Linked DNA regions of Homo sapiens: all the other regions are linked to region 1. Evidence: read pairs that join two places in POLR2A ChIA-PET (ENCODE). Cell type or tissue: HepG2. All regions are shown on one strand.

Region 1 (8,000 bases):
TTATCAGTTGAGTTATCCATTCTTAACTGCATTAATCTATACAAAAGATATTTAGTAGTTCCCATCAAACTGAGTAATTCAACAGTAAAGATAGTCTTTAAATTGTCATACTCTTAGCACTTAATAAACATCGGTAAACAAAGTACTTGCCTTGGGAAAGCGCTGTAAAAACCACAGAGGATCTTTTGGTAGATTCTGTTCTTGCTCAGGAAAGACTGTTGGCCTTTATCATTGTTTACCACAGGGTGTCACTTCAGAGCAAGGTTTCAAAAAATGCCTTAACTTAGGGGAGCTTGGCTGTTAACCATAGGTCTGGCATTAAACATTGTTTTTAACAGAAGTTTTGTAAGTTGAAAAATACAACACAGATGCCAAACATACGTTCACTGAAACTTGTGCCCAGTCGGCTACCCAAGATAAGTTCAGAAGCTCCTCAGATTGTACCTGTCTTCACTTTTCTTGGAAATGAAGAAAGCCGGGTTCTTGTGAGAGCAGGAGCACACCCCCTCTGCAGCCACCAACACATACACATGGATTTCACATTCTTTTAAGATGACTTGACTGCGTTTGTGTTTATTTTTGAGGTGTTCTGTGTATGTAGTTTTAACTCTGTTATGAAAATGTTGAAACGTGCTAGTGAAAAGTGGCATACAGTTACCATGGAAACAAAACTGAGCCAAGGACATCACTTAGTACCTGCAGCCTCTCCTGATGAAGTGCTGGTTCTTGTGCAGGAGCCTGTGCTCTCTGGAGAGCCATGCCTTTGGTAAAGGTAAAGAACTTCACGAGCACTGCCACTTCGAAGAAGGTTTCTAAAAGTCTAGTGATTTCCATGTCCCTGAAGCCATCCAACTGGATGATCCCTTGTTAGTAGGTTCACAAATTCCGCATAATTCATTCAAAGGGTGACCAGGTTATTTACACGATGTTCCTGGATTTCTCTCTTTGGTGGATGTAACTAGTGTCTGTGCTGACAGATGCCTTGCTTTGCCCCAGGTATGCATGGGGGTGGAACATTGAAATTCAAGGACAAACTTTGGGCTATTGCTACAAATTTGCCACCAAGAAAAAAAAAAAAAGTTCCAGAAGGGGCAGAACAGGTAGTAAGGAAAAGAAACGTGGTGATTGTTGATCAGTGCCTAATTGAGGCTAGGTGGAATCCTTTTTAAGTGGTTTCTTTTGGCCCTGACTGCGGTATAGACACCACAGAAGATGCAAGCATGAATGTTGTTTGCCTTGAGGCTGAAAGAAAAGGATAGAGTTGTAATTGGGTTCTTTTTTTTTATTTTTAAAAATCTTTGCCCTTGAAATGACGGGATCCCCCCAGAAAATATCCATCCAAACCCTTCAAACAAATGGACACACCTAAGTCTAAGTGCAATGAGAAGAAAAGAGGTACTAGCTCCTATAAGATGCCTCTCACAGATAAGAGTATTTCTTAATGTGTTTCTTTTCTTTTTTTATTACAGAGAGGCCAGATACTGGCTGTTTCTTTTCTAAGTTCTGCAGAATGGGAATGTGATCTCTAATGAATTTTTCAGTTTATGAAAGTACTATTATAGAATACTAATTAGGGTGTCCCATGAGGTCTGTCCTTAATAGTTATTACTAGTTACTATTATTACTAGTTTAATCCTTTTTGCTTTGAGATCATCCTTTTTCTTTCTCAATTGGTATTTCTTACCTCTCATTTATAATTTTCTTTTTTTCCAAATTCATATATTTATAGATTCCTCCAAAAGGTAGTTTTATCAGATCTTAAAGTGCTAAATATATTAACTGCTATTTGTCTTAAAGTGTTAAATGTATTAATTGCTATTTGTCTATTAATAAAGGCAGTTTCTTTTCCTTACTTCCTGTTCTGCCCCTTCTGGAACTTTTTTTTTTCTTAGTGGCAAATTTGTAGCAATAGCCCAAAGCATGGCCACTATAGCAAATATGTAGTGGCTATTTAGGTCTCTAAAGCTTGTGATGTTTCTCTACCTCTACCCTCACCACTAGGAGAATTAGAATAAGAGAACTGAAATAAACTCTTATCTGTTGTATTGAGATCTCCATTGGGCATATCAGGTGTTTTATTTGTAGGAGCTTGGGTATTCTGCAGCATTCATCTATTCATTTGTTGAACAAATGTTTATTGAGTGTCTACTATGTGCCAGACACTTCTGTAGGTGTCAGGGATATGGTAGTGAAGAAAAAAAATGCCTGCCCTCACTGGGCCTTACCCTCTAGTGTGGGAGACAGATGATGGACAAGTAAAACATGTAGTATGTTGTATGTGATAAAGGCTGAGAAGAAAATTAAGCTGGGAAGAGAGTGTGAAGAGTTGGGAGGCTACATTGAAATTTAAGGTTAGATGGATGGAGAAATCCTTGGTGCAGATCTATGGGGATGTGCTCTGGTCAGAGGTCAGAGGAGTCTCAAGTGCAAAGGCCTTGAGGTAAGACCGTGCCTGGGATGTCCAAGGAACTACAAGGAGACCAGGATATCAGGAGCAGAGTGGAGGAAGGGTCACTTCGTCTTTACCTCTCACTATCTGCCAGCCGCATCGCCCTGCCTCTCGCACATAGTAACGTCCACATATTCATGGAATGAATTAGTGAAATTGAATTCCAGAACTTTCAGAGAGAAAAACCAACAGCAACTAGACAGGCATGTGACAAAAGAGAAGTCAGATGATGTCACAACTAAAGGTACAGTGCGGGGGAGAGAGTGGTTTTAAGTGGGAGGGATAGACTCGAGTGGGGTTTGAAGTAAAGATGTCAAATACTTGGAGACACAAGTTGGCCGCTTGAGAGAGCTCAGGCAAGAGAGAGATTTGGAAGTGACAATTGAAGGTGAAGGATTGACGATTTCCTCTAGGGAGATGGCTTTGGGCAGGAACTCAGAGAGGGAGGGATTCATTCCATAGGCAGAACCTTGAGGATGGAGGAGAAGCGGGCAGCAAAGAAAAGGAGGAGTTGAGCATAAAGCCAGGGCTCTGTGAACCATGGTGGTGCCATTGATAAGATGATGAGGACCAGACATGTCTGGGATAAAAGTGAACATCAGAATAGAAAATATTTAGTGTTATGCTGAATTGAAATGGGAATCTATGTTCGAGTCTCTCAAAATCACTTGAGCTGTGAGGAGGCAAGATGGCCTCGTTTATGACGTAGCCTTCAGCATAGCGCCGATGTGCCCGTGTCACCAGCAGATGGCGCGCTCCGGGGTGTGAGCTGAAGCACTTCCAAAGGCCCATCTGCCTGGAAACCTTGCTGTCTTGCTATTTAGCTCAGAGCCCTGGAAGCGTTGCTTTTGATGTCTACCATTACTGCTTAACTTAGGAACGCTCTGCCTAGTGAGGGGTCTGTGCTAAGCAGAGTGTTCCTAAATGTAACTGAGCTCATCAAAGGGATGCCTGTTCCCATGTTCAGGTATCAGTAGACATCGTGCTTCGATACTTGGTTTGTGCCTAGTCGATGCACCGAATGATAACTCATTAGCAACAGGCAGGGGACAAGTTTCAGATGGTACTCTTCACAGTAAGACATTAACTGCCAAAAAATGAACAAGATAATTTCGGGTCAAAAGGAAATGTGCTCTGTTTGCCTGTAGACATACCAGAAGGTAGTTTTGCTAAGTCACAACAATCAAGATTGGAAGAAGAGGTTGCTCCGGGATCCCCTTTCTCAATAACAGAAGAAAGAGAGTTGCCAGGTAACATCATGCACCCAGCCAATGGTTCAAGTAGGAGTGGGATAAATGGGTCAGCACAGGATGTAACAACATGAATCACAAGGGAGGTATAGTTTTAAGATCATAGTAGCTACAAAATCCTAAAAACTAAGCTTTTGTGCTTTTGGAGACAAATAAGTTGTTGCACAAATTATAGATAAAAGCAAGTGCCATTATCCCCTAGCATTTTTATTTCTTCCTCGTAACTCTTCCTTCTGGGAATTTTCAGGGCCCAAGGGTTCCTAAAGTTATAGGTCTCTGATATGGTTGATAGTTATCAACCAAATTTTTGTGTGAGAAATATCTATACCGATTAAGAAGAATGATCTGGAATGTCTGCATGTTTGAGGCTGGCCTTCTGGACAAATGGTACCATGCATTTTGAAACAAAGGGCTCCAATGCAACAGATTTGAAAGCATTGATTCCAGACAGCCTGGATTTGAATCCAGGAGCTGCTGGTATGAGCATGCAAGACTTATGCAAGCTCTGTTAAATGGGAATCCTGACAGTACCTACTTCACACAATTTTTGTGAGACTTAATTGATGCTTGCAAATCCCTCAGAACAGCACCAGACCCCTTGCAAGCCCTCTGAAGACTGGCACCCAGAAGCAGTTACACCAGAGAAATACCCTAGCTATATGTCCTCCTTAGAACCTATTACAACACCTTGGCCTGCTTCTTAGACAAAATGTCAGTTGCCCCGATTTAAAGTGCTGGGAAGATATAGAAGAAATGAGCACTTTCCAGAGAGCGAGGTCATGTCCAGGCAGTCAGCGGGGCTTCCATGGTTCGCATCTGTGCTTCCAAATAACTCATCCTCTGGGCAACTGATGAATTGAGCAAGTCTACTTTGAACACTTTGTTAGTTTTATTCCATGTTTTGTTTTTGTTTTCCAGAAGGAATTTCCACTTCATCCCTAGAAGTTGTGCCAGAGAACTTGAACGGTTCTGCCATTCTCCCAACCTTTGAAAACTTCACTAAAAAACGGAAAAGAAAATATGAGGTAGTAGTCCACAAAACTTAAAAAACTAGAGCGTTATGAATCTGGAGGACATTATGCTAAGTGAAATAAGCCAGACAGTACCACATGGTCTCACTTATATTGAAATCTAAAAAAAGTTGAACTCAGAAACAGGGAGGAGAAGGGTGGTTACCAGGGGTCAGGGTTAGAGGAAATGGGAGATGTTGGATGGGGCATACAAACTTTCAGTTACAAGTTAATAAGTTCTGGAGACCTAACATACAGCATGGTGACTATAGTTAGTAATAATGTACTGTATACTTGAAATTCGCTAAGAGAGTATATCTTAAGTATTCCTACCACCCCCCAAGAAGGTAACTGTGTGAAGTAATGAATATGTTAATTTGCTTGATTGTGGTAATCATTAAAAAATCTTTTTTTAAGTAGAGATGAGGTCTCACTATGTTGCCTAGGCTGGTCTCAAACACCTGGGCTCAAGTGATCCACCTGCCTCGGCCTCCCAAAGTGCTGAGATTACAGGTGTAAGCCACCAAGCTTGGCCCGTGGTAATCATTTCACAGTTTATATGTATATCAATCATGTGTATACCTTGAATACATAACACTTTTGTTTTTAGTTTTTTAGAGATAGGATCTTGTTCTGTTGCCAAGGCTGGAGTGCAGCAGTGAAATCATAGTTCACTCTAACCTTGAACTCTTGGGCTCAAGTGATCCTCCCACCTAAGCCTCCCATGTAGCTGGGACTACAGGTGCATGCCACCACACCTGGCTAATTTTTTAAAATTTTTTGTAGAGATAGGGTCTTTCTATGTTGCCCAGTATGGTCTTACACTTCTGGCCTAAGGTGATCCTCCTGCTTCAGCCTCCCAAACTGCTGAGATTACAGGTGTGAGCCACTGTACCTGGCCTGATTTTTATTTGTCAATTATACTTCAACAAAGCTGAAAAAGAGGAAAGAAGGAAAAGGTAGTTCATTATGAATTTAAAGTAACAAGTTCATATTACTTATCAATGCTGTTGTTGACCTTCATATGTGAAAGTGCTTCTAAGTGTTTGGGGAGGGGTATTTGTCTTAGCTGTGGTCACTGATTTCAGTCTTCGTGAATTGTGGTTTGTATTTATAAGACAGCTATTCCATGTCCATTTGCCCCAGTGGGACCAAGTGGACCTATGTGTAAATCAGACTGATAGTTTGGTTTCATTGGTAGCATTTTCAGACAACTGAACTACCAGAAAGCAATGATTTGGTCACAGTGATAGACAAGGAGGAGGGGAAGGATGGAACCAAGTGGGCTAGAGAGGAGTCTGGGGCCGGGCATGGTGATTCATGCCTGTGGATCCCAGCACTTTGGGAGGCCAAGGGGGGAGAATCGCTTGAGGCCAGGAGTTCAAGATCAGCCCGTGCAACATAGTGAGACCCTGTCTCTACAAAAAATGTTTTTAAAAATTAGCCAGACATGGTGACATACACATGTAGTCCCAGCTACTCAGGAAGCTGAGGTAAGAGAATCCCTTGAGTCCAGCAGTTCAAGGTTACAGTGAGCTATGATCATGCCGCTGTGCTCCAGCCTAGGCAACAGAGCAAGACCATGTCTCTATTTTTTTTAAAAAAGAGCAATCTGAGACAAAGACGGAGGTGGACTGTGGGTTGGTGGCCGGCTGAGTGGTGGCAGACCTTTGAGACACTGTGCATACAGCCCATCCCAAAATCTTGTCTACAAGATGAATATTGGAACCATTTCAGTCTTTTCCTTTTTTGTCCTGTTACTTATAATCCCAAATGACTTATTTATTAGTACATTTGAGAAAAGTATATTACTCTAACCAACATTCATTTAATTAACTTAGATCTCCAGAGTCTTATTTTCTGTGATACCAATGTAAGCCAATTAGTAATAGAAATTTATTCATAGTATTCATTGTGTGTATTGGTAGTATATTAGGCCATTCTTGAATTGCTATAAATAAATACCCGAGACTGGATAATTTATTTTTTTTTAAAAAAAGAGGTTTAATTAGCTCAAGGTTCTGCAGGCCATACAGGAAGCATGGCACTGGCATCTGCTTGGCTTCTGGGGAGGCCTCAGGGAGTTTTACTCATGGTGGAAGGCCAAGGGGGAGCAGGCGTGTCACATAGGGAGAGCAGGAGCAAGGGGCGGGGAGGTGCCACACACTTTCAAACAGCCAGGTGTCATGACTCGCTGTTGTGAGGATGGCACCAAGCCATGAGGAATCCGCCCCCGTGACCCGAACGCCTCCCACCAGGCCTCACTTCCAGTATCGGGGATTACATTTCAATATGAGATTTGGGTGGGGGCAAATATGCAAACTATATCAGGTAGCATGAGTGTAAATTTTTCTATTTCAACTTGTTCTGTATTGGTCCTGAACCTGGGGTAATACCTGACAGGTGTATAGGATGATGCCTGATCACACTTGCTTAGCACTCACATTTGCTATGAATATTATTACATGCTGGCAGCATCTTTTTAACACAAAGCATGCACTCAACTTATGTAATTATATTAAATGTGATCATCTTGTTATTGTTGTTATGATTTAGCTTAGGTACAGAAAGCGTCCGTTTAATTCAGAAAATGCAAAGAAAGCACCGGATTGCCTAATAAAACTTTTAAACCAGATGCAACTGTTCAGGTAAGTTTTAGGTTTCAAAACAAGGTCGTGGAAGTGTGATCACTCACCAACAGCGTTTATCTCATGACCACTGTGCTAGGGCCCTGAGGAGTTGGGGCCTGAGCAGATGTGAGGATTGATACATCATTTAACCCTTCTGGGTTTCCGGTTCTTCATTCATATGAAAAGGGTTTGAACTAAATGTCCATCTTAAGCCTCCTCATGGTCTACCATGATACTAAAATGCTGTTCTTAAAAAAATCATTATCCAGTTATGAAGAGAAGGCAAGCATGGAAATATATGTTAAAAATACAGGCTAAATGAAATATGCTATATCCATACAATGGTCTGTTATTCAGCCTTAAAAAAGAATTAAATTCTGACACATGCTATACCATGGATGAACCTTGAAATCATTATGCTAAAGGAAAGAAGCCAGATAACAAGGGACAAATGTTATATGACTCCACTTAAATGAGGTGTACCTAGAATAGTCAAATTCATAGAGGCAGAGAGTGCAACACAGGTTGCCAAAGGTTGGGGAAAGGAGGAGCTGTGGTTTAATGGGTACAGAGTTTCTGTTTGGGATGATGGAAGAGTTCTGGAAATGGATAGTGATGATGGTTACAAAACACTGTGAATGTACTTAATGCCATTGAATTT
Region 2 (8,000 bases), 81 kb after region 1:
GCCACATATTTTCCAATGGAAAAAGGATAATCAAATATTCCTCAAACAATTACAAAATACAGTCATCCTCTGTATGCATGAATCTGCATCCGTGGATTCAGCCAATCACTTACTAGTTTATGACTCTGAATGAAATAATCTCAGTCTCAGTTTCTTCAAACATGGGAAAGTGACTTTACATGCCTGTTCATTTATCAGACAAGTATTATTTGAGCATCTACTGTCTGCAGGTACCTTTCTAGTGCTGAAGTTACAGCAATAAAGAAGTTCTTGCCCTTACAGAGTTTATATTGCAGTAAGGGAGACAGATAATACACAAGTAAACAAAGATAAACAAGTAACTAATAACATGCAATTGAGACGACGCCCTGAAAGTGTTCTATAAATGGAAACATACTAACATATGGTATTCTAACTTACTATCACTAGGAATGTGGTAGAAAGTTCCTCTGGAGTTGATCACAAATTAGAGGTGTAATTATTTTATTTGAAATAAGCTGGTAGGGAATCAAGCCATACCAGAGACCCAGAAACTTCATTCCATTTGGTTCCAAGTACTCCTCTAGCCTTTTCTTCGACCAGTCCCTTACACAGTAAACTTCATTCCAGCCAGGCTGGTCTATTTACTGCCCCTAAATGTCTACCTATCTTGCCCCCTTCTAACATTCTCCCCTCCTAGATGACACAAAGTCTATTCTCCACTTATTTAGTTTTTTACTCCTACACTATTTAAGTGTATTAAGTCTAGGCAATTTTTACTATTTCCAAACTGACCGAGAAAAAGTTAAAAAAGAAGTTATGTGCATATATGCATTCTTTTCCTCATTATTTCCAACACAATACACGAATCCAATACACTTAAGAGTTTCTGATGTATTTAGGATTTTCATAACTGAAATAATGAGAATGCAGTGTGTACAACAGAGGATGAAAGATATATTTTCTTAAGGGTAAATTTTTAGGGGTTAAGGCTTTAGATTAAGCACTGTTGAGGAGCTCAAGACAGGCAATTTGATGTAGGTGGTTGGGCAAATAGCTAAGGTTTAATCTGATTATGTAGAGCTCTTAAGATTTTCTGAAGTTATGTTTCAAATCAATGAAACAATTTTCAAAAAACATTCAGTTTTATGAGTGCATAAGTGAGAACCATTCAATAAGAAAAGTTGTTTTGAAACAAGCATATAGTTAAGATTTTCAATTTTCACTGATTAATAAAACTCATGTAACCCGAAGAGGAAGAAACAAAAATCAGAGAATAAAACCTTTATCACTTTTTTTATCCTCCCCAGAAGAAAAATCCTTAATGTCGAAACTAAAATCCATCATGACAGGAATATGAGAATTTTTAAAAATGTAAATACATGTGGATTAATCAAGATTGTTTTATAAAAATCTCTATTCCAGGCATAGAGAAAAAAGTTAGGATTGTAAAGATAAACATGATTAAGTTTCTGTGGGTAGCAGCCACCAGTTTTGAGTGTTTACTATCAAGGAATCTTCACTATGTGTGAGTATACATATTTTAGCCATGAGAATACTGATATTCAAATGACTAAACAATTAGTAAGAAGTGGAGTAGGGAACTGAATCCAGGAGTGTGTGGTTAAAGAGAGAATTTTTCAGAAGCTGGCAATATGAAAATAAGTGGAAAGAAGTGACATATTAGTTCAGCCCCTTTATAACCTCCCTATCCAGTCTCTCCCAGCCCTGTATATTATGAAAATAAGATTAAACTTCCTAAATGATATTTTCATCATTTGACTCCCCATTTCAAAAGCCTAATTGTTCTCTATTACCTACAAAATCTAGAAGAAACTTCTTAGCCTCAAATTCAAGACTCTTTAAAATTTGACTTCTCTCTCCTAGCATAAATCCCATTATCCTGTTGGTCCACAAACTTCACACATTTAAAAAACACTTACTGCCGGGCATGGTGGCTCACGCCTGTAATCCCAGCACTTTGGGAGGCCGAGGTGGGTGGATCACTTGAGGTCTGGAGTTGAACACCAGCCTGGCCAACATGGTGAAACCCCATCTCTACTAAAAATACAAAAATTAGCCGGGCATGGTGGCACACACTTGTATTCCCAGCTACTATGGAGGCTGAGGCAGGAGAATCACTCAAACTCAGGAGGCAGAGGTTGCAGTGAGCTGAGATTGCGCCACTGCACTCCAGCCTGGGTGACAGAGTGAGACTTTTTCTCAATAAATAAATAAATAAATAACAAAAAGCACTTATTAGGGCTAAATGTGGTGGCTCAGGCCTGTAATCCCAGCACTTTGGGAGGCCGAGGCGGGTGGATCACCTGAGGTCCGGAGTTCGAAACCAACCTGGCCAACATGGTGAAACCCAGTCTCTACCAAAAATACAAAAATTAGCCAAGCGTGGTGGCATGCGCCTGTAATCCCAGCTACTCTGGAGGCTGAGGCAGGAGAATCACTTGAATCCAGGAGATGGAGGTTGCAGTGAGCCGAAATCACACCACTGCACTCTAGCCTGGGTGACAAAGCAAGACTCTTGTCTCTAAATAAATAAATAAATAAATAAAATAATAATTAAAAACACTTACTGAGCACCTAATCTGTGCTAGGCTCTGTGAAAACAGCCTTGTCCATAAATTGCTCAGAGTATAGTGTTCCATAAATATATTTGTGTTACTACTTTCTGGGGCCTTCACCCAGTTATTTCTCCTAAATAGACTGTTCTGTTCTACACTACATTCCTTCCTTCCCTACATACCAAAATCCAACCCCTTCATGAAGCATACACAAAACGATTTTGCTAGAAGTTCTTCCCATTCATTTGGACCCCTAGAGCGTAAGATTTCAAATTTGTGTGCACTTGATTGTTGGTATACAGATCCCTAGGCCCCTCCTCAGAGATTCTCATTCTGTAGGTCCGACCTCACGTAGCCTAGGAATGTGCATTTAAATATATCTGTCAGATTCCTAGGTCCATGCTCCTTCTATCCATCCTTTCACACAATCGGTTTCATCATTTTCTCCTCTCACTGAATTGACTGCTGAGTACTGTGGTGTCACACAGACATAGTCTTGATCTCAGCTTTATTAATCCCAGTGATGTTGGCTCTTTAGCTACCAGCCACCTCTTGGTCCTGAACACATTCTTGCCATGATAAAGAATAAAAGTTACCTATGCTGTAGGGTCTAGATTTTTTTGTCATAATATTACTAGTCGCATTATTAGACTAAGTCTTTCTATTGGATGGAATGGCACATGGACACGGAGGCACATTTACTGGACTGAGTGGTCCAAACACTGCTGACTTGTGAAGTATGCTTGCACTGGAAGAGACAAAAGAATCTCTTTTTGTACTACAGATTTCATGAAGCAGGGGCTGTCTTTTATATTTAAATTGACAGTGCTTACACACTGCCTCTAATTGAGCAGTACTGAGCACGTGCTGAATGAATGAACAATGAGTGTATCTAATCAAAAAAATGACTGAGGCAATGTATTTGCATGTCTCGAGAGCAATTTTAAAGAATATGTATTCAACGTAGAGAGCATATTTCTTTCCTTCAAAAGGAGAACAAATGCAAAATATTAATTCCAAAGTTTACACTAAGGACTTAAGACTGTTACAGACATATGTTCTGTCTTACACGAAGCAAGTACTGATGAGATTAGTGTTACGAAAGGTATTAAAATAGGGTGTTTCTGCTTACTTTTAAAATTGTAAACAGAAAGTCATTTATGAGATAGTAAACCTAATTTACAAAAGGAACATGATAGCATTTTAGTAGCAGTGGCAGGACTTTAAAAGCTTTGATGTCATAATCCTGCTATTTTTTAACAGAGAAACATGGCTTCCAAAATATAGTGAAGCCAGTGTGGTTGCTTTGTATTCTTGAGTTTGATGCAGACTTCAGGCAGTAAATCTCAAAATGACTTGTGATATATGCCATTTTTTTTAGGAGTCTGAACACAGAAAAGGCCAAAGGAAAGGGGGCATTCTCTTCCTTACAAAGGAATAACAATTCCCTGGGCTCTGGAGATTGAGATGTGAAATAGCCCACATGTACCATTTCGACTGCGTTGCCCCGGAGGAAAGCACAGCCAACTGAGTATTTTTCTGACATCCCAAAGCACGCTCTTCAGCATAAATTCACCACTGACATTAGAACAGTCATGAAATCTGCATTTCCAAAAGTCAAGGAAGCTACAGATCCAAGAGAATGTCTTCCCTGTAACAATTTCAGGAAAGCTTCTAGAATGGGAGCAGAAAGGATCAAGGTATTGGCTTCCTGTTTGTCCCAGCATGCCTTGGAGAACACTCTGCATAGACCTTCCAGAGACAAAATAGAACATCAGTTGTTCAGAACTGAATTTTCAGGAAAATTGAAAATAGCCTAATTTTACTTTTGCCTTATGGACATATTCTGTTTTCTTCTTTCAAAGCATGAGTTAATTTTTTTTTTTTTGAGGAGGGAGAGAGATGGAGAGGAGAGAGAGAAGGAGAGGGGAAGAGAGATGGGGAGAGAGAGACAGAGGAGGCAGAGAGGGAGAGAGAGACAGAGAGGGAGAGAGAGACAGAGGAAGAGAGGCAGAGAGGGAAAGAGATAGAGAGGCAGAGAGGGAAAGAGACAGAGAGGTAGAGAGGGAAAGAGGCAGAGAAGGAGAGAGACAGAGAGGGAGAGAGAGACAGAGAGGCAGAGAGGGAAAGAGACAAGAGAGGCAGAGAGGGAAAGAGAGAGGCAGAGAGGGAAAGAGAGGCAGAGGAGGAGAGAGACAGAGGAGGCAGAGAGGGAGAGAGAGACGGCATGAGTTAACTTTTAATCTAACTCCTCAGTGTAATGGTCAATGAGCTCTTTGACCCTGCCAAAGAAAAAAAAGGCTCCTCCCCATTGTCATAATGCATGTTAAACTCCAAGATCTCATTAACCAAATTCTGCTTAGTCACGTGGAAAATTCAACAGATTTAAATCTTTAAAGTATTGGAAATAAAACCAAATAGTAAATACCATATATGATATCAAAATTTTTGTGTAAAGCTACTGCTGTTCTGATTAATGTTTGAATACTACACTCGTTCTACTAAAAAAAAAAAAAAAAAGTGATGGCCTTACTTCTCTTGAAAATTACTACTATAAGGGAGCACTGTACCAGCCACATGCTCAGTACTGCTCATTTATAGGCAGTGAGCCCTCAAGTCACTCAGGCCACTCAATGTTCTTCTATGTCTGTGTACCATTTTATCCAAAAGAAAGCTTTGTTCCCCTTAAATTATATTAGTCAGTGGATTAAGTTTGATAAGTACATATGGATGTTGTTCACAATCACCTCCATTTCAAATAATATTTTCCTTTGCAGGTTCCATTTTCTGTATATATGAAATGAAACTTAAGACTTTATATATTTAATATGTTTAAGTGTATATATGCAATATATGTATATATCCATATCTATCTATCCATCCCTGTAATTTATGGGAAAGAAACTACATGGGGAAGTCACTCTGATTTTTCCATTTTCATATGTAATAATGGGGAAAAGTACTACTGCCTTTCTCAAAGGCTAAGGCTATATGGAATAGCAGAAGAGGTGGTTATTTTGGATTGAGAATATTTAGAGCTGGTTTTGCTACCTCTAGTATGTGACCTTGGGCAAATTATTTATCTTCTTTGAAACTGTAAAGTAGGTATGTTGCTACAGGACTTGCCTCTCACAAAAGTTTTTTTGTGAGGCTTCAGAAAGAGTTAAGGTGGATTAAAATGCATTGAAAAACATTCAACTGATTAATAAATGTAAAATAGTATTATTATACAGTACTTGAATCATATTTAAGTTATGCTAACTAAAGGCCACACATATATGTAAAGTAAAAATAATTATTTATTCAGCATGGTGTGCGCCTGTAGTCCCAGCTACTCGGGAGGCTGAGGCAGGAGAATCGCTTGAACCCTGGAGTCAGAGGTTGCAGTGAGCCAAGATTGCGCTACTGCACTCCAGCCTGGTGATGGGGCAAGACTCCAGCTCAAAAATAAATAAATAAATAAATAAAAATAAAAATAAAATTACTCAGCAAATCCATATATCATAGCTTTGTTTATATTTTAAGATAATCATTTTTAATTTCAGCAAGAACTTAATGCTATAAGTATAGATTTATCTAAAAATAGAAATACATATGCATTTTAATTTCATTAAAAACTTATGATGAAATATGGATTAAATTATTTAAAAATGACATAACCTGGCCCTTTCCACAAATATGACTATGAAGTGTAAATATGCTGTAGGAATACATATTATCATTTACTAAAAGGTTACACAGGCAAATGTGTATTGATGAAGCAGCTGTATTACTGAAACATGCTCAAACTGAATTGTGATAATTAAATAATTTTAAATTTATCAAGAGATTAATGATTAAATGGTTCCAAGTGCTATGTAAATTAGCAAACTGCTAGTTTTAAGTGCTGTGGAAAAAAAATAAAGCAGTGTAAGAGGATCAGGTGTGGTACATATCCAACTGTGTGTGTGAATATGGTGTGTGACATATGGTAAGGCAGGTTCCAGTTTTAGTAGAGTGGTTAGGGTAGGTCTAATCATGAAAGTATTAAGCAGACAGACATAAAGCTCTCTGGGGGAAAGATGTATACAGCCAAAGGGCAGCCAATGTAAAGATGCTGAGGCCCCATTTGATTCTAACAAAACAATCTTGTGACAGAGATAATACACCATTTAGCAAGTGAGTAAACAGTGTCTCAAAGCAACTTAAGCAAGGGAATGGAGCTAGTAAACAATAAAGCTAGGGCTAGAACCCAGGTTTCTTGACTCTTGGTCCAGTGCCTTTCGTTTTCTCCCTCTGTTCACCAGGCACACAGGAAGGTGCCCTGTTTCTTAGAAAGCACTGCATAAACATCAAGTTTCATTGCTATTGTGGTGGTGGTGGTGATTGTGATTATTAATCAGTTCCATGATATTTCTCTGTTACTATTTTTTAATTTATGCATCATAGTTGTACATATTCCCAGGGTACATGTGATGTTTTGGTACATGTATACAATGTAATGATCAAGTTAGGGTAACTGGAATATCTATCACTTCAAACATTTATCTTTTCTTATGTTAGAAATATTACAATTCTCATCTAGCTATTTTGAAACATAAAATAAATAGTCATATAATTTCTCTACTGTACTACAGACTACTAGAATCGATTCCCTCTGATATTTCCTGAAAGGAAAATAAAACTCAAAGAATGATTTCATCTTCCCTTCCCCTAGCTTATTTTTCTCCTTTATCTGTGCTTCTTTTCTTGAGTGGATCATTTTACTATCAGACTATCTGTGAAAGTAATTATACTTCTCTGGATATTTGACAAAGGAAAGGTATTAAGGGTAGGAATAACCTATAAAATAGAAACCATTTCTGACAACATGAAAAAGGGCTGAGGAAGGAATGGAGAGAATGTGGAGCCCAGTGATTCAGCGAGAGATATACATTTTCCAAGAGACAGGAAGTAAAAAAGTTAAAACAAAGAGTCTACAAAAGAGGAGATCTGTAGAAAAGGCAAAAATGGTGGAAAGGGGGCTCAAGGGGTGGAGGAAAGAGATTTTGAAATATTTTCAAGTAAAAATATGAGAATATTAGACAACAAACAATATAAAATAAAAAAGAGAATAAGAATCAGATTTCAGACACAGTAGACTGAAGAGCTGGTGGAATTACTAACAGCAAAAGAGAACAGAGAAGAGAGTCTGAAAGATGAGTAGCTTTCTTTTTGTAATGCTGGGTTTAAGGTGGCAGTGAGGTTCTCACTAGTGGAAAGGGTGTAAGAGCTTTAAGAGGTAAACTTGGAAGTTGTGTACAATCTAGAGCTCTTTGTCCAATACGGTAGCCTCTAACCACAGGTGGCCACTGAGCCGCTGAAATACGGCTAGCCTGAACTGAGATGCACTCTAAGCATAAAATACACACTAGATTTTGAAGATTTTCTATGAAAAAAAACAATGGAAAAATCTTTTTCTGC
Region 3 (8,000 bases), 56 kb after region 1:
TGTAATAAACTTTCTTATCTTTGGGACTTGAGAAGTGTTAGCTCTTCCTCTGAGTCAGTATTTGCTCAGAACAATACCCCTTGATGGTACTAACATGGTGTGGGCAAAATCAGAAGAGGCTAGGAGACACCGAGAGGTTTATTCGGTGATGTGCCAGTCAGCATCAGGGTGTGAGACTTTTAGGAAGAAAAAAGGATTCCTGATGGCTTACATGCTAGACACCTTGTCAGTGTGGAGCTCATCTGATTCCACTGTCAACTGTCAATTTTACAATCTCCTTGCTACAAAGGAAAATTCCATAAAATGACCAATGCAGAGTAAACAACTGTAATCCTTTCCTCAATTGATCCCACATCCACATAATTCCAGATCACGCCAATCTTACTGGCAGCAAAGCTCAGTGAACTTGGCGCAGACAAGTTGTTGTTTAACTGTCTAGTCGAAGTGTCAAACAGAAAACCACTGTCACCAACAAATCATACTTCCTCCTGGATCTTGCATGCCTAAGCGAGAGTGCCCCCGGGGCCTGCATGCCTAACTAAGAGAGGGGGCTCCGGGTCCTGCATGCCTAACTAAGGGAGGGGGCTCTGGGTCCTGCATGCCTAAGGGAGGGGTCCCGGGTCCTGCATGCCTAAGGGAGAGGGTCATGCCCTCTACACTGAGCTGTTCTCCTTTCTACCCACTAGAACTGTAAGGGAGAGAACATAGTAAAAGTAGGTTAGAAGATAAAGATATTCTGCCCTGCCTACCCCACAGAGTCATCAGGAGGTTAAATGGAAAAAGCAAAAAAACCTATGTGAAAGGATTTTTTCAAAGCTGTATAGAATCAGTATCATTATATTAAAACTATATAGTCATGCATTTAGAACAGTTAATAGAGCCCATGGAGAAAATGGAGAATGGCCTAAATACTCAAGTGATTGTTTAAAGATCTTGAGAAACAGGAAAACCTCCTCATTCCTTGCTCTCTCACTCCTCCAATAGGGCTGAGGAAATAACTTGTAGAGAACTAAGGACTTTTCACAGTTCTGTGAGCCAATAAGGCTCAAGTAAAATGAAACCTTCTGTCTAGAATTCATTCATTTATTTGGAAAATATACAGTGCTGAATATGTTCCCAGAACTGTAATAAACCCTGGAGATAAATGGTGAGTAAAACAGCCAGGGTTCCTGCCCTTCTGGGAGAAATCGCTGTTGGTAACAATGAAGTATCTGAAGGAAGTAAACAAGGGTTGAAACAGAATGATGAGGGACCACAGCAGACCCCTCTGGATGCCTGAGCCTGCAGATACTCCCAAACCCTGTAGGTACCATGCTTTTTCCTGTACATATACACCTATGGAAAATTTATAAATTAGGCATAGTAAGAGATTATAACAATATACTATAATAAAAGTTATGTGAATGTGGTCATCTCTCTATCTGAAAATATCTTACTGTATTGTGCTCCCCTATTTTTGGACCATGGTTGACCACGGGTAACTGGAACTGCAGAAAGCGAAACTGCTGCTAAGGGGGGACTACTGTACCTTAGAGAGGCAAAGCCCAACTGAAAAGGCAACGTTTAAGCTGACACCTCAAGTGTGACAGGAACTGACTCATCTGGAGGGAGGGGTAGGAGATCCTAGGAAGGAATTCCAGGCTCAGGGAATAGCACGTAAAAGAATTTTACATATTTGCAGAATTAAAAGATGGCTTGAGCAGCTGTATGAAAGCCAGTGAGGACGACGGATACTGACTGAGTTGGAGAGGTTGCTGGGGTTAGACAGCCCAAGGGTGCGCAGTCCATGATAAGAAGTTTGGTTTTTACCTGAGAGCAGTGGGATGACACTGATGAGTTTTAAGCTACAGTGCCATGCAATATGACTTAGGTCTTTAGAATGTCATTCCAGCTGACACTGAATAAATGACTGGAAGGGGCAAGAGTGGAAGAGGGGAGGCCTGTTAGGAGGCCACTGCAGTACAGTAAGCGACTGGTGATGAAGGAAAGATGGAGAGATGTCTAAGCTCATCCTACCTACGGGCCCCGGGCAGAGAAAGCGCACACATCTTTTTTTTTTTTTTTTTTGAGACAGAGTCTCACTCTGTTGCCCAGGATGGAGTGTAGTGGCGCGATCTTGGCTCACTGCAAACTCTGCCTCCTGGGTTCAAGTGATTCTCCTGCCTCAGCCTCCTGAGTAGCTAGGATTACAGGCATAAGCCACTACGCCTGGCTAATTTTTGTAATTTTAGTAGAGACGGGGTTTCACCATGTTGGTCAGGCTGGTCTTGAACTCCTGACCTCATGATCCGCCCACCTCAGCCTCCCAAAGTGCTGGGATTACAGGCATGAGCCTCCACACCCAGCCAGCGCACACATCTTTAAAGGGAATTTATCAAGGCATCTAAGGGCAGAAATGTCACATATAACTAGGATGTAAGAAAGGTGGAAGATGAATGGGCAGTGGAGAGGAAACAAGAAAGCAGCATCCTTTAGAAGGAAAGTTACAACCCGGCTTTGTAGCCAGACAGACACTGGAGGAAAGCATTGCATTTCACTCTATCTCTGCTTCCTGCTCCCAGAACTTCTTTAATCCCAGGAGAGGTTAAGCAGTAGGAGAAATGGGATCTTCTGGACATTCTGGAAGGATATCAAAGTTGAGGAAGTTAAGTTTCTAAATATTAAGTACCTTACTATTTCCAAGACACCAGAAATAACATAATCCCTTTCTATAACTAAATGGTGTTCTTCCTGTGTTCCTTCCACATTAAGTTCTCAAGTAATTCACTGACCTCGCGGTCCAAACATATTGTCCAAAAAAGCATTGATTTCATCATCAAAGGCCTTTAGATGTTCCTAAAAAGAGAAAGAAAAAATGATTTAAGTGTTTTTTTCTTCTTTTTTTGAAACGGTCAAAACAAGCCACTACCAACAACATGTAACTGACAGACTTTCAAAGGGTCCCAGCTTCAAGGACTTTTGACTGCAAAGACTTAAGGAAAGAGGACAGTAAATGCATCCTCACCTTTCACAAGCCTATAAAGATTTGGAAGGAAACAATTCCTCTTATTTCCTTAGGCAAGAGGAGTCCTAGAGAACAGACTTGGTGCATTTAAACATTGAAGGGTTGGCCAGGCGCGGTGTCTCACACCTGTAATCGCAGCACTTTGGGAGGCTGAGGCAGGCGGATCACGAGGTCAGGAGATCGAGACCATCCTGGCTAACATGGTGAAACCCCATCTCTACTAAAAATACAAAAAAAATTAGCCAGGCATGGTGGCAGGCACCTGTAGTCCCAGCTACTCAGGAGGCTGAGGCAGAAGAATGGCGTGAACCCGAGAGGCAGAGCTTGCAGTGAGCCGAGATCACGCCACCTCACACCAGCCTGGGCGACAGAGTGAGACTCTGTCTCAAAAAAAAAAAAGAAAAAAAAACATTGAAGGGTTATTGACCTAAATTCCATTTACCTCTAAAATGCTTATAGGCAAAGCTGTTCCATAAGCAACTTCCCTTGTTACAATAACAGTTGTGGGTAGGCAATAGAGAACATCTGTTTCCACAAAATATATTCATAAATCCAGTTTTAAAATGAAAATTCAGGCTGAACTGTATTTCGTAAAACTGAATCTAAAACTTTAAGTAGGACTGTTTTTCAAGTAAGGAGCATTACAGCTATTTTTTCTATTTATGTTTTGTTTGTTTTCAAACTATTTCTTACACATTAACATCTACTTTATATTACTGTAAATAGTGCCACTTGGGTACACCCGATTAATTATTGTCACTTTCACTGGATTCAGGTGGGAGCCGGAATACTGCCAGCATGGTCTGCTCTCACGCTGCTCAAAATACCCGTTCAGGTATTTCCCAGCTCCGCCACAGAGGTCTACAGCACCTCCTCAAGCAACCAGAGGAGAAGTCAGAACATTACCAGTATTTCCAGGAAGGTGGGGCCAGCGGGTTGGTCCCTGACTGTGTGTGAGCTGAGCATGACAGCCTCGGGAAGTTGATATGGAGCATGCATTAGATTCAGCTCACTCTCAAAAAAAGTTGTAAGTGCCAAAACAGATGATTAATTTGCTGGCATCTGAAAAAGAGGAGCGGCATGTTTGCTGCCTGGCACATATCACTTGGACCTATTCCTTATTTGTGACTCTGATCCTGAGAGAAATTTCAAGGAAACGTATGTCTTCGGGAACTTTAGAAAGCTTGGGAAAGAGGATGAAGATGATGACTAACATTGACTGGCACCTACTATTGCTGGCCAGCATATAAGGAACTTTATCTTCATTATTTCATAATATCTTTATAAAAAATATCTGGGCTAAACCAAGCCTGAAAATTTTTAAACAGTATATTCATCTTTGTTTCCATGTAGGGCATCTCGGGAGGCCCCCGATGTGAGAAAGGTCAGTTACCTGAGATCTCAGTGTGACAGAATATGATCTGTGTTGCTTTAGAATGGGGGCGGCTGACCAGAGGCCTCTCAGTCTTGAGCAAAGAATGTTAATCTCACAAATGTACTCACCATCATAACAAATGCCAATGAAGTCTTTCTTCCATTGCTGCACCCACAAACAAATGTTTAAACTGTTTCAGCTTGTTTGCTAAGGTTCAAAATCCATTTTCCAACATTTGTAGAGCTAAGAAAACGCTAAAGGTCACAAAGCCCGTATTATTTCTATATTGCAAAAATTTAGTCACAGTGGAAGAAGGGCAGAAACAAAAGTAAAACAAGGGAAGATGTGGAGAACAGAAAAGGAAAGAGATGAATAAAAAGAGGCATTCCATTCCTTTATTCATTAATTTATTGATTCATTAACCAATTATTTGAGGATTTTATATACTAGCACTGTTATATGCTGAAAAATAAAGTCAAATGAGATGTGGTCCTTATCGTCACAGAGTTCTTAGTGGAGAGAGAGTAATACACAAATAAATAAAAAAATTGCAGTACCAGTGTCTTAAATATTATAAGAGATGTGCTATAAAGGATAGAGAAACATACTTTAATTTAGATCTCTTAAAAAGTAAAGCCTTCTTGGAAGAGATAATGCTGTGGCTGAATTTTGAAAGACTGGAGACATTTTCCAGATGGAGAAGGAAAGAAAGAACACATCAGAAAGAAAGATTAACATAGATAAAACACATTGAGGCATGACTCCCTTGGGAAATGTTTTTATGGCCAGGGTCTCTAGTGACCTATCTGACAGAGAGAACCACAGCCAATGCTGGGAAAATCAGAAACCTGATAAAAATTCTCTCTTTATTTCTGGGTTACTTAATATAGTTAGTAAGGAAGTAGTCTAAAAAGGCAATGATGAGATGAGGTGATGTCAGGGGAACAAACTGAGGTTTACACTGGAATAGTAAAACATAGCATAAGCACAGAGAGGTCTGCAGTGTTAGTGAACTGGGGTGAGATTAGGAAGGCTAACTGGGCAGAGCTTGGACCACAAAGTCCTAGCTGCACACTAGACTAGATTCTGTATGTAAATGTCAAGTGTGCTGGACAATGTCTGAAGATTAACACCAACTTAGGAGCAGAGAAAAAGCAGCAAACTCCATGCATTTCATTGACACATTTTTGAACAGCATTCGTGTACATAACACTTTGTCATACATATGAAGGAAAAGGAGACAGAGTAGTTGACTGAAAAGTTTATGCACAAATTGGGAAAGTGAGACATAGAAAGTCAAACAGCAAACAACCGAGAGGAGGAGGACACACAGAACTGCCACACGACAGAAGATACAGGCGTGCGGATGCAGGATGGGTTTTTCAAGATGGTTAGAATTGGGTGGATGAGAAGGGAACAGTATAGCCCTTAGACCTGAGCGAGAGGCACTGGCCTGAGCCCCACACTTTCAAGGCCCCCTTCTGGTCATCCTTTGGCCACGTCCCTCCACAAAGCAAAAAAAAAAAAAAAATCCTTTGAGCCAAGGGATCATGCCTCCCTATGGCCACAACTTAGCCTCCCCAGATGACATTTCAAGTTCCCCAGGCCACAGAATTCTCTGCGAAATAACCCTAGATCCACTTCCAGAACAACTCCTTGCCCTTACAAGAAAGTCTGTGTTCAATGACTTGGAATTCAATTTGTGGCTGTGTACAGCAAATATGAGAAGAATGGAAAGACTGGTAGCAGGGAGAGCCTTATTTAACTCTGGACCCCTGATTACTTACCACAGTTGGTAGGAATGTAAAATGGTACAACCACTTTGCAAAACAGTTCAGTAGTTTGGTAAAAACATAAACATACACCTACCATATGATCCAGTTTTCCACCCCCAGGTATCCATCCAAGAGAAAAGAGGAGTTCGAAACCGGTTTGGCCAACATGGTGAAACCTCAGCTCTACTAAATATACAAAAATTGGCCGGGCGTGGTGGTGCACACCTGTATTCTCAGCTACTCAGAAGGCTGAGGCGGGAGAATCACTTGAATGCAGGAGGCGGAGGTTGCAGTGAGCTGAGATCGCACCACTGCACTCCAGCCTGGGCAAAGAAGTGAGACTCTATCAAAAAAACAAACAACAACAACAACAACAAAAACTAAACTAAAACGATAGAGACATATACAGAGTAAAAAGTTAGTCCCTCCCTTTTCCTTCTCCCCATGCCCACTATCCTCCTTGCCTCTCCAGCAGTAGTCACTGTTAACAGTTTGATGTGTGGTCTCTGGCATTTGCCTTATGTGTATACTATATGTACTTGTACATACATGCCTAGGCAAGTAGATTGGAGTTGGTAAACAATTTATTTCTCTAAATCAAATCCCAGAAAGCAGAGTTTGTGTTTATGTTATCTGATTGCACTCTGATTTTCTTTCTTACAGGAAAGCATTCTTTAAGGCTTAGGAAACTATAGGAATTCTTTGAGGCTTTTCTTTTTTTACCTAGTTTATTTAACTTATTTTTATTAGTAATTTGAATAAAGGTTTTCCACCCCCATGCAAAGACTTGAACGCAAATATTCATAGCAATTTTATTTGTAATTGCTAAAAAGCAGAAACTCCCAAATGTCCATCAACAGGTGACAAATTGTGTATAGCCATATAGTAAATACTACTCAGCAATATAAAGGAATGAACAATTGATGTACACACAACATGGATGTATCTCAAAATTATTCTGCATGAAAAAAGCTACACAAAAATTACATACTGTATGTTTCCATTTATATGAAATTCTAGAAAATATAACTTATAGTGACAGAGAGGAGATCAGTGGTTGGCTGGGGACTGCAGAAGAAGAGACCAGAATAGCCTTCAAAAATGAGGGCTAAATAAGGACATATTCATATATGCCCAAGTGAGAGAATCTGTAACCAGCAGAACTGCACTACATAGTATGCTAAAGATGCTCTTCATGCCAAAGGGAAATGACTCCATATGGAAAGTAAAATGTGCAGAAAAGACTCAAGACAACCAAAAATGGATCTATGTAATTGAAGAGCCATATTCTGAGCACCCCAGAGCAAGCCAGCCTCCCCTACCTCATCACACCACTGTTACAGCCAGCAGCACCAGCACCACCTCTAATGCCCCGTCCATCGCCACCACCAGGAATCAGTGTGGCCTAATATCCAGGGATGCCCTGGACCTGTCCCTTCTATTGGCAATAAATACACCACTTGGAGGTAGTAGGGATCCATGTAAGGCAGTCTCACAGGACTGACTTCTTATAGAAATCTGAGAGGGTCTTCTTGGCATGGAATGTGCAGCTCCTAGTGCTGGTAGACTGGCTCACCATGCATGCCTGCCTTCTGTGGGTAGGTGGGAAACAGAAGAGCCAAGAAGGACACACTTCTTGGGCACTTTTTGCCACCCTGATGCTGACTGGGACTTCCACCCATCCCTAACTCTATCAGTTGGAGGTCAGCACAAACCAGGGCATCTCAAATGGGAGGGCATTTCCCAGTTGGCTCTTAAAGGTTTAAGTCTGTGATCACTGCTTTATCCTCAAAACCCTGATGGCCAGATTTTCTTCAGCAAAGGCTGCCTTGCAATCAGAATCACT

The links. ChIA-PET counts read pairs that join two places held together with the same protein. Peaks named below come from ENCODE experiments on the same cell type or tissue, not always from the same donor. Only the 100,000 strongest peaks of a DNase experiment are listed, where the experiment ranks them.
Region 2: POLR2A ChIA-PET joins it to region 1 with 14 read pairs; 4 of 35 experiments call an interaction of 5 or more read pairs at or near these places.
Region 3: POLR2A ChIA-PET joins it to region 1 with 17 read pairs; 3 of 35 experiments call an interaction of 5 or more read pairs at or near these places.

Annotation. Positions count from the first base shown.
Region 1 is chr6:10,951,519-10,959,518 of GRCh38, forward strand. It overlaps SYCP2L (synaptonemal complex protein 2 like), which reads left to right. Exons shown (of 30, transcript NM_001040274.3): 24 at 3,598-3,699; 25 at 4,618-4,724; 26 at 7,266-7,357. LOC101928191 (a long non-coding RNA gene) reads right to left here and starts at 2,571. Exons shown (of 3, transcript NR_125851.1): 1 at 2,527-2,571; 2 at 151-863. RefSeq lists enhancers at 3,018-3,312, 3,070-3,119. In HepG2, CTCF peaks have their summits at 242 and 3,197 (motif pointing right); DNase peaks (open chromatin) are centred at 263, 613, 3,223 and 6,213.
Region 2 is chr6:11,032,479-11,040,478 of GRCh38, forward strand. The region is part of intron 1 of ELOVL2 (ELOVL fatty acid elongase 2); the gene reads right to left. Among named protein-coding and RNA genes, the nearest start is that of ELOVL2-AS1, 7.3 kb to the right of the region's middle. In HepG2, a CTCF peak has its summit at 2,750; DNase peaks (open chromatin) are centred at 4,840 and 6,703; H3K4me3 peaks cover 1,702 bases.
Region 3 is chr6:11,007,975-11,015,974 of GRCh38, forward strand. ELOVL2 (ELOVL fatty acid elongase 2) reads right to left here. Exons shown (of 8, transcript NM_017770.4): 2 at 2,772-2,835. It also overlaps the pseudogene LOC100421248. Among named protein-coding and RNA genes, the nearest start is that of ELOVL2-AS1, 32 kb to the right of the region's middle. In HepG2, CTCF peaks have their summits at 3,904 and 5,860 (motif pointing left); DNase peaks (open chromatin) are centred at 247, 1,587, 3,937 and 4,547; H3K4me3 peaks cover 1,569 bases.